Regions from separate parts of the Homo sapiens genome. Here region 2 is linked to region 1. A link is an interaction called in ENCODE POLR2A ChIA-PET data of the cell type or tissue named here. Cell type or tissue: PC-3. All regions are shown on one strand. Each heading gives the region's core, and the rest is flanking DNA. Links, peaks and the distances in the headings are about the cores only.

Evidence for each region. Peaks named below come from ENCODE experiments on the same cell type or tissue, not always from the same donor. Only the 100,000 strongest peaks of a DNase experiment are listed, where the experiment ranks them.
Region 2: POLR2A ChIA-PET joins it to region 1 with 11 read pairs; 3 of 35 experiments call an interaction of 5 or more read pairs at or near these places.

Annotation. Positions count from the first base shown.
Region 1 is chr1:145,749,119-145,754,492 of GRCh38, forward strand. It overlaps RNF115 (ring finger protein 115), which reads right to left. Exons shown (of 9, transcript NM_014455.4): 5 at 3,860-3,931; 6 at 2,320-2,392; 7 at 1,289-1,382. Among named protein-coding and RNA genes, the nearest start is that of CD160, 32 kb to the left of the region's middle. In PC-3, for the core only: a CTCF peak has its summit at 2,913; a DNase peak (open chromatin) is centred at 2,713; H3K27ac peaks cover 1,171 bases.
Region 2 is chr1:146,033,110-146,038,483 of GRCh38, forward strand. TRE-CTC1-1 (tRNA-Glu (anticodon CTC) 1-1) reads left to right here and starts at 2,583; the gene lies at 2,583-2,654. It overlaps TRG-TCC2-1 (tRNA-Gly (anticodon TCC) 2-1), which reads left to right and starts at 3,952; the gene lies at 3,952-4,023. TRH-GTG1-1 (tRNA-His (anticodon GTG) 1-1) reads left to right here and starts at 4,935; the gene lies at 4,935-5,006. RefSeq lists silencers at 2,465-2,704, 3,923-4,112, 4,853-5,052 and an enhancer at 4,353-4,402. In PC-3, for the core only: no CTCF peak of the experiment used is centred there; DNase peaks (open chromatin) are centred at 2,572, 4,012, 4,382, 4,952 and 1 weaker place; H3K4me3 peaks cover 3,358 bases; H3K27ac peaks cover 812 bases.

The sequences.
Region 1 (5,374 bases), core at 160-5,159:
TAGTCTATACGCCTAGTGGCTGGGATATGCTCCATGAACTAACAGCAGATAAGGCATTTGGAGCAGTACTACTACTTAATAGATTCACTCCTTACTCTCCATTCCTATCACCTTAGCCCTAATTCTTTTACTTCTCATGCCTAGTCTGCTGCAACAGCCTCCCAGCTAGTATCCCAAATTCCACGGTCTTAACCCTCCAAATATATCCTATACTTTGCTACAACTTAGTTTTCCCTCAAACCAGCTCCACAGCAATCCCCAGCTCCTCTTCACTTGGATTCTCAGCTGGCACCTCAAAAATCAACAAATTAAAAAATGTAAAACATCACCTCATCTCCTTACCCAAACCAGGGTCCATTCACTATTTCCCTGTCCCTTAAGATGGCAGCACCATGTTTATAGTTACAAAGCTGTGAAATCTCAGAATTCTCTTTGACTCTTTCCCCTTCTTCATCCCATTATGCAATGAGTGAGGAAAGCATTTCTCCAAAATGATCTTCTGAATCCTTTCCTTTCTGTTAGCATTGTCACCATCAACTGAACCTCATCTGGACTGCTGCAACACTCTAAAATCCCTGTTTCTGCTCTCTCTCACTTCCAATGTTTCACACACTGCCCCTAGACTAATCTTCCCTAAAGACCACTTTACCTGACTCACACACCACGTATATTAGTTCATACTTTTCCTTAAATAGAATGACCTAAGATAGCCCACCTTGTCTTTAAAATCTCTAACTCTAAACCCGAACTGATGGGAACAGAAACTCCCAGACCAAAATGCTGTCCCTTGTCACTAAATTCCTCCAGTGCTTACAAATAAAATAGTATCTATGACTAAGATACCTAACTGTACCTGACACAAAGTAGATTTGAAACAAACTCCCAGCCTATTTTTTTCTTCTCCTTTCCCCAATGTCAGTATCATGTGTCCAACACAGTTTTTAATCATTTGATCAGTTTTTCTTCAACTTGTTACAATCAATTCTTATCTATCTTTGTACCTCTTTATTCCCAATGGCACCTAAAAAAGAGACATAATTGCTCAGGAAATACCAACTGACTAACCTAATAAAGGGGTAGGAACTTTCCAGATTTGGCACCCAGATAGGAATTTTAGAGGGCTATAGCTTCACTTAAAGGTCCTTAATATAGGAAGGTATTGGGATTTTTTTTCTTATTTTTTTGTCTTTTTATTTTGTTCACTTTTTAAACTTTTCACCTGTCAGAAGATACCGGGATTTTGAACCGAGATCAGAAGATGACAGAATAAGTATAAAAATGAACCTACCAACTTGTTCCTGAGTTACTGTCACTGTTGGAAGAGATGTGATCTTTTCCTTGTCAGCTGGGGGAGGGCCTGTGTTTTCCAGTTGTCCTAAAAGCTACAAAAAAAGAGAAAGAAAAAGACGAAGTGGCAGACATCGCAATATCCCTGGAGAGGGAACTGCTCCAGCTGAGAACAAACAGTGCAGACATTAGGTATGTTAGTTACTCTTACTTCTGCAAGGCTCTGAGAGGCTTGGGTTTCCCCTTTCCTGCTGCCAGAACACTCATAATTGCTTTACAATTTCAGAGTGACGTTCGTATAAGCCTACAGACAAACCCATGATTGCAAGGCCCACCTCTAGGCATAAAGCAACTTCAGAGGCAGCAAAAGGGTTGTGGTGTCACGAGTAAAACTATAGCTTAATAAAAAGTAAAATGTAACTGGTCCAAAAGCTTCATCTTCTGGAAGAAGAAAAAAGCGAGAGTATGAAAAGTAGCATAACGTGAGCCAAGAAATAGGTAAATTACTGCCTATAAGACGACTGAATATAAAGGACATGCTTTCTAGTCTCAGAAATCCACAACGGAAATGAAAAACCAATCAAATTAAAATGAACATAAACAAGTGGAAGCAATTATACATGGCATGGGAATACTTTTTTCTCTGCTTCCTTCCCCTACTTTGCTCCATCTAGCAGAAATCCCTGCTTCAACATGTGAGGAAACCCTCCTTTTTTTGTGAAATATTTGTTAATAGAATCCTTATAGAACTGAGCAAGAGAGACAAAAATACAAAATACTATTTGTTATAGAAGTCTTTTCTTCCTATGGAGGTGAAACCATCTTCTAGAAATTCCCTCAGACCTAGGAAGTGCATGGATGCTGAGCTAACCCCATAAATCATTCATCCCTTTAGTAAAATGGAAACCCCAAAGCTCAAAATATTAGAGAAAGCAGAGTGACTGCCATTTCAGAAAGTAGCAGAAGGAAAGCAGGAAGCCTGTGGAACCATGAGACACACTGAACAGACACCCTCAAAAGGCAGCTCCTCACCTGGGTTACAATGGCATCAAGCCCTGTCTGACCCCAGGCATAGTCCCCAGGGTTGGAGTGCAGCATCCCGCTCCTATACGTGAGATGAGATAGACAGCATTAGATGGAGTGACCAGGCTCTGCCTTACACCACAGAAAAAAATTGGCAGAGGGATCCTGTTCTCTCTCAGAGCTGGAAAGTCACTAGTCCTCCAGGATCAAGAGGCAAAGAATTCTGTACATTTTCAAGATCAAACAGACTATCCAGAGATAGTACCTCATTCTCTAAGAATTTTACTTAACTAGAACATAAAATGTGAAGCTACCTAAAGTACCACATGACACGCCAGAACAAAAAGAGTGACTCATTGCCTGTTGGTTTCAAAAATTTGTGTTTTCTGTGCCCACTGATATTAAACACAGATGGAGCTGCTTTTTAAGGAGAGTTTTCCCTTCATGACTGGTCAAAATCTACAGCAAACATCCCTCATTATAAGAGGCCGCCCACAGTTCTGGACAATGAGGAGCTTTCAAGTAGAGAAGCAGCCATAGCAGTCTCTCTGAATCACAACTTAGAGCAATTATAAAAGGGACTTGGCAACACCGTTTTTTTTTATTTTCCCTCAGAGCTGCTGGTACACTACCAGCAGAGGTCCAGACTACTGGATGACAGAGGTCCTAAAAGGACTGAGGTTCCTTTGAGCAAAGAAACCTTCTGGGCCACAGTTAGAAGCAGCAAATAATTTCTCAGACAAGAAGAAATTCCATCTTTAATCCCATCATACATAAGTGTCACTCTGATACTGAATTACAGCCTATTGTTTCTTCTGACAAATCCTCTTACTTTGAAAAAAATGAAGTTCAGCATAATGTTTTCAATTTCAGAAATTCTTAAGGAGTAAAATATTCCTGTGTAGTCTACTGGGGAAACCCACAAATCAGATACCAAGCCTGGCAGGGACCATCTCATTCTCTACCTCAATACAACTCTCAGACCTGAATATAAAAGGAATCAAGACATTTCTAGCACCCAAACATCCTGGGGGACCAGGACGGCCTTCCTGAGCCTGAATAATAATAAAAAAAAAAGTTCTGATTAAGTTTGGGCTTAGCAGATAATGGCAGTGTAGCAGCCTCCAGTTACATCTACATACTCACCTATGCAGCTCTTTTTTTTTTTTTTTTTTTTTGAGACAGGGTCTCTTTCTGTCGCCCAAGCTGGAGTACAGTGGCGCGATCTCGGCTCACTGCAACCTCCACCTCCCGGGTTCAAGTGATTCTCCTGCCTCAGCCTCCGAGTAGCTGGGACTACAGAAGCATGCCACCACGCCTGGCTAATTTTTTATATTTTTAGTAGAGACGGGGTTTCACCATGTTAGCCAGGATGGCCTCGATCTCCTGACCTCGTGATCCGCCAGCCTCGGCCTCCCAAAGTGCTGGGATTAGAGGCATGAGCCACCGCACCCGGCCTATGCAGCTCTTTTTCTCTACTGCACAGAAATGACAGCACCTAAAATATGTCACTCCAATAGAGTAAGATAGAAAACAATTAGTTACTTACCAGGAAAAAGGGTGTGGAGATCCAGGAATGGCAGAATTTGCAAAGAATCCTGCAAAGATGTGTTGTAGTATTCTGTTACAGAAGAAAAAATTAGATAAGACAACAGACTAATGAAAAGTACTCTACAGATATCCATGGCTGCCTAATCACCAACTAATTCCCTAAACCAAAATGGCTTTTCATTGGCTAGTACACAAGAGACAGCATCAGAAATCAGCCTGCCACACAGCGGTGTGCTATTTTGCTATTATGGCTATCTTCCTGAGCTCTGCTATCTTACAGATTAATAGATTTTTGTGAATTAAGCTGGAAAGGGATCTGATGGTATGGTATAGTTTTTCAAACTATGTTCCCTGAATATCTGACATCAACATAAGGAAGGGTTAAAAGGGATGCCGAGCCAGTGGAACTCTGGACCCACCTCCCTTTAACAAGGGTAGTTCCATTTTTGTATGTTGTACACATTGGGTTTCTGAATAAGATATCATTTAAAGAGTCCTTTAAAAAAAAGTTTAAGCAATAATTCTATGTTAAGGTTGTTTCAGATGATTATAACACAAACACATATAAACACACACATGCTTAGCATTTGTCACTCTGAATACTTAAGATGGCACAGGTACACAGTTCTTTACACGAATGAGTCTTTGTTACCCAAAGAGATACTGGAGTGATGCCTCAGCAAAAGAAAAACCTGAAGAAATTGTTTCACTGGATCTTCTGTGTTCTGGATGATATGCAATTTTTTTTCTTTTTTGAGACAGAGTCTCGCTCTGCCGCCCAGGCTGGAGTGCAGTGGAGCGATCTCGGCTCACTGCAACCTCTGCCTCCCAGGTTCAGGCAATTCTCCTGCCTTAGCCTCCCGAGTAGCTGGGATTATAGGCACCTGCCACCACACCCGGCTAATTTTTTGTATACTTAGTAGATTTAGTAGAGATGGGGTTTCACCATGTTGACAAAGCTGATCTTGACCTCCTGACCTCAGCCTCCCAAAGTGCTGGGATTACAGGTGTGAGCCACCACGCCCAGCAATGATATGCAATTTTAAGTCCCTGGTTCCCACTTTACTTATTAGGCCAATTAATATAACAATGGCAATAGCCAACATTAGACTTTCCCTGCTACTAAAGTTCAACAGCAGCTAACTACACTATTCCGTTTGTTTGCTTGCTTTTTTGTATTATTTTTCATTATTTATTTTTAACTGACAAAAATTGCATATATTATGGTATATAACATATTTTGAAATATGTATGCATTGTGGAATGACTACATCAAACTATCAACATATGCATTACCTCACAAACTTATTTGCAACAATAACCCTTAAAATCTACTCTCTCAGCAATTTTCAGATGTACAAAACACTGGTTGTTTTTTTTTTTTCTTTTTTTGAGATGAAGTCTTGCTCTGTCACCTAGGATGGAGTGCAGAGGCACCATCTCAGCTCACTGCAACCTCCATATCCCAGGTTCAAGCAATTCTTGTGCTTCAGCCTCCCAAGTAGCTGGGATT
Region 2 (5,374 bases), core at 146-5,145, 280 kb after region 1:
ACCCATAGAAAAGTGGAGACTGGATGAGTGGAAGATTTAAACAACGTTTCTTGAACAACGTTTTAACATTGATACTTTGGAAGCCAAACAAGACCAGGCTTCGTGGCTTATGCCTGTAATCCCAGCACTTTGGGAGGCCGAGGTGGGAGGATGGCTTGAGCCCAAGAGTTTAAGACCAACCTGGGCAATATGGTGAGGCCTAGTATCTCTGCTACCACAGACACAAAATTAGCTGAGTGTGGTGGCCGGAACCTGTAGTCCCAGCTACTCAGGAGGCTGAGGTAGGAGCTCAGCACTGCACTACAGTCTGGGCAACAAAGTGGGACCGTGTCTCAAAACAACAACTATGATAATCCCCCCAAACTCTGTATCTCACCATCCATTTTTTTTTTCTGTCAGGCCTTGCTGATATACAGACACCATTGATGATTCAATCTTTCAGTTTTTAAATTCATTATCAAAAATATTTTCTGATGTAAGAGTGTGTTTGGGGAGTGGGGTTGCTTTTAAAAATTTCTGCTTGAACTCATGGGCACAGAATTCATCACTTGGGGTCATCTGACCAAAAAAGACCAGAAGGGGAGGCTTTTGATTGTTTCATTTTTTTCTTAACCTTTTATTTTTTAAAACTTCAAGCTTACAGAAAAGCTGAAAGTACAATATGGCAAACACAATTCACTAAGATTTCTTTCTTTCTTTTTCTTTTTTTTTTTTTGTAATTTTTGGTACAGACAGGATTTCACCCTGCTGCCCGGACTGGTTTCAAACTCCTAAGCTCAAAGCAATCCACCTGCCTCAGCCTCCCAAAGTGCTGGGATTACAAGCTTGAGCCACTGTATCCAGCCCGCATTTGCTTTCTTTTCTCGCTCATAAAGTTAGCTTGCAACACATTAATGCATGCACCCCAGTTTTCTTTCTCTTCACTCCCTCTTTTCCTTCCTCGCAATTTTTATTTTGTGTTGCTCTTGTTGCCCAGGCTGGGGTGCAATGGCGTGATCTCGGCTCACTGCAACCTCCGTCTCCTGGGTTAAAGCGAGTCTCCTGCCTTAGCCTCCCGAGTAGCTGGGATTACAGGCAAGCGCCACCACGCCTGGCTAATTTTGTATTTTTAGTAGAGACAGGATTTCACCATGTTGGCCAGGTTGGTCTCGAACTTCTGACCTCAGGTAATCCACCCGCCTCAGCCTCCCAAAGTCCTGGGATTACAGGCAAGCGCCACCACGCCTGGCTAATTTTGTATTTTTAGTAGAGACAGGATTTCACCATGTTGGCCAGGTTGGTCTCGAACTTCTGACCTCAGGTAATCCACCCGCCTCAGCCTCCCAAAGTCCTGGGATTACAGGCGTCTGAGCCACTGCGCCCGGCTTCCTCATAATTTTTTTTTTTTTTTTTTTTTTTGAGACAAAGTTTCACTCTTGATGCCCAGGCTGGAGTGCAATGGCGCAATCTCCGCTCACTGCAACCTCCGCCTCCCGGGTTCAAACGATTCTCCTGCCTCAGCCTCCCGAGTAGCTGGGACTACAGGCGCCCGCCACCACGCCGGCTACTTTTTGTATTTTTAGTAGAGACGGGGTTTCACTATGTTGGCCAGAATGATCTCGATCTCTTGACCTCGTGATCCACCCGCCTCGGCCTCGCAAAGTGCTGGGATTACAGGCATTAGCCACCGCGCCCGGGACCTCGTAATTTTTAAAGGTTAAAGGCCCTGAGTTTCTCTTAGTCTCCCACTAGTGAGTTGAGCTCAGATCCTGCTGAGCACCAAGTACCTCTAGGCTGAGTGATTTTCACTCGTCTGTAATATTTGTTTTAACAGTTTGGCCTACAATTCACACGACATGAAAAAAGGTACAGTGGGCCCAGGATCTCCTAGTGTTACTCGCATGACGTCTTTTATGTTCCTTAAGGAAAAGTTCCTGGTTGTTTTTGGCAAAGACGTAGCTGGGTCTCTACTTTTCTAATGTTCACAATTTCGGAAATCACTGCAACTACAAGGAGGTGAGCTTCCTCTCTGTCTCACCCTCTTCTCTCCGGACATTGGTCTCTGGTCTTGGGGACTGTAATCACGTGTACACGATGCTCCCTAGGCTCTGAGAGCCGGGCTGGAGAATTCTTTCACAATGTTTTCTACTGCAGGAAAGAAGTACCGGGAAGAAGCCCCAACATAGGAAAGGCCCAGTATGCAAGAATCTCAGAATCTAGGCAGTGAAAAATAATATGAAAAAGAATAAGTGGAAATAAACTTTTAGTTAGAATAATGTAATTTTTTTTTTTTTTTTGAGGAAGGCTCTGGCCCTGTCATCAAGTTGGAGTGCAGTGGCACGATCACGGCTCGCTGCAACCTCCGCCTACCAGGCTCAAGCGATCCGGCCTCTCGGGTAGATGGGACTACAGGCAAGCGCCACCACGCCCGGCTAATTTTTTTGTGCTTTTGATAGAGCCCGGGTTTGCCACTTTGCCCAGGCTGGTCTCGAACTAGGAGCTCCAGCAATCTGGCCACTTTGGCTTCAGTGTTTAGCAGTTACAGGCACGAACCGCAGCACTTAGTAGAATCATATAGCTGCAACCGGGAAGGGTTAGCAGCTTCCCTGGTGGTCTAGTGGTTAGGATTCGGCGCTCTCACCGCCGCGGCCCGGGTTCGATTCCCGGTCAGGGAAAGAGTAACATCTTCTTTTACTGCTTTCTCTCAGGATCTTTTAAATAAACGTTATCTGCTAGTCAATCTTCCCCATCCCACTGAAAACTGAAATACAGAAAATGTAGAAAAACACAAATAAAGAAATCGCTCACCATTCTATCACCCGAAGACCACTCAATATCTAGGTTTTGAAACAAAGTGGAAGTATGCTATAATACTATTTTATCACCAGCTGTTTTTGTTGTTGTTGAGACGGAGTTTCGCTGTCGTTGCCCCAGGCTGGAGTGCAGTGGCGCGATCTCGGCTCACTGCAACCTCCGCCTCCCGGGTTCAAGCGATTCTCCTGCCTCAGCCTCCCAAGTAGCTGGGATTACAGGCCTGCGCTACCACGCCCGGCTAATTTTGTATTTGTAGTAGAGACGGGGTTCACCATATTGGTGAGGCCGGTCTCGAACTCCTGACCTCAGGTGATCCACCCGCCTCTGCCTTACCAAAGTGACGGGATTATAGGCGTGAGCTACCATGCTCGGCCAACACCAGCTATTTTTAAGGTTAACAATGTATTTCTAACACTTTGCAGTGGAAATAAATATCCTTCAGTAACGTATTTTCTTTCAATTTAATTACTGGATTTTCGAAAAGGTAATATATTTACATGGTTTAGGATTCAAATATACAAAAGGGCAGAACTGATAAACCTTTCACCTCTACCATTTATTTTCTCTCTAATGAAGTAACCGCTGTTAAGTTTCTTCATGATGTTAGAGATGTTTTATGCAAATGCAAGTACATGCATATATACATACGTATATATATTTAAACATTCTCTCCCCCTTGTACAAATGGAAGTAATCTATACACACTTTCTGCACTTTGCCTTTTCCATTTAACAGTATATTTTGGAAGTACTTACAGATTAGACATGAAGAACTTCCTCATTCTTTCTTCTGGCACATAGCATTCCGTTGTATGGATTTTCCATAATTAGTTTAGCCAGCTTCCTATTATAGACACTTAGGTTATTTCTAGCCCTTTGCTCTTTGGAAAAAAAAATGCTGTCATATACGGTCTTGTACATATGTAATTTTGCGCATGTGTGGAATAAATGTCCAGGAAACTAGAATTGACTTTTCTTAAAGCTGTGAAACAAGATACTACTACAGAATTTTTAATAGGAGAAATTCCAGAGAGCTTCCTTTTAATTTTCCTCTTGTAGGTTTTTCCTGCAGTCTAAATTGCTTAGCCTAGAAATAAACGGGAAGACAAACCTGATTATTTAGTTCTGATACTCTAAAGGAATCAAGCGTATTTCAGATGCGTTGGTGGTATAGTGGTGAGCATAGCTGCCTTCCAAGCAGTTGACCCGGGTTCGATTCCCGGCCAACGCAGTGTCAGTTTTTCTCTTCAGCTTTTTAGACTGAGTAGGCCTGGAAACCGAGCAAAGTAGGGAACACAGGAAAAGAGTTTTGACCACTTTTGTGTCCTAGGTCTGCACCAGTATGGTCTGTCCCTCCCACAGTAAACATCTGTATTTTGGTAACTGCACGTGCGCGCCTAGCCCGTCTGATGGGTTCGGCCGCTGGCGTCCAAACAATAACTCTCCTAGGGGTCTAGGGAAGTTAACAATAACTCTCCTAGGGGTCTAAGGAAGTGTCTGAAATAGAGGCTGGTTGGATTTGTTTTTCTGAATCGGCAGAGGTGGCTCTGATATATTTATGAGTCAAGATGAGGAAGTCAGCACAAGCTCCCACAATGCCAGAGAGTACACAGCGCTTCTTGTACCTGTGAGGGAAGCAAGAAATTAAGACGGGGCTCTCATCCCCTCCCCAGCTCACTAGCTCCGTTTTTCTTCCGGTTCCACCATTCTGGGAAGAGAAACCTCAATTCCGTGGTACAGGCTGCAGATGTAATTTGAAAAATCCTTCGAGGCTGCCCCTCTCATCCCTGGGCGAAGCAGCTTGATTCCTTGGAGGGGGAAGAGGGAAATGGAGGCAGAGAGGTGAGAGGAGAGAGGCGAGAGGCGGCGTGGTCCCGGGTTGCAGCTGACGCTTTCTGCCCTCTAGTCAGGACCTTGGCCCGCCGCCGCCCAGCGGAGCGGGTGGTGCTATCGCTGGCATCGAGGGATTTAGAGTCTAAGAAACTGATTCAGGTGTCGGAGCTTCAAGGTTGCAGAGTGAAAAAGTTTGGAATTGATTGATGCGGACGTCAGGGACTGGCCAAATAAAAGTAGCACGAAATAGCCATTCCTATTTCAAGAGGCATTAAATCCAGCTGTAGCGCGCCGCCTGGTTAGTGGCTCGCCGTGATCGTATAGTGGTTAGTACTCTGCGTTGTGGCCGCAGCAACCTCGGTTCGAATCCGAGTCACGGCAGGTGGTTCTAACTTGCTGGGGTGGCGGTTTTTTTTTTTTTTAATTAACACTTTTAAAAGAGTGACACATGCTTGTAATTCTGCCTTCGCTTAAGGCATCCCCGCGGAAGTGCAGTCCACAGATTCGGTGAATAACAATAGCTCCAGGCCGACGTGGTGGCTCGCGCCATTACGTAATCCCAGCAGCTTTGGGAAGTCTCGGAGGCGGGAGAATCCCTGGAGCCCAGGAGTTCGCGACCAGCTTGAGACGCCTCCCCACAATGTCAGAATTTTTTTTTTTTTTTTTTTTTTGAGACAGAGTCTTGCTCTGTCGCCCAGGCTGGAGTGCAGTGGCGCGATCTCGGCTCACTGCAACCCCCGCCTCCCGGG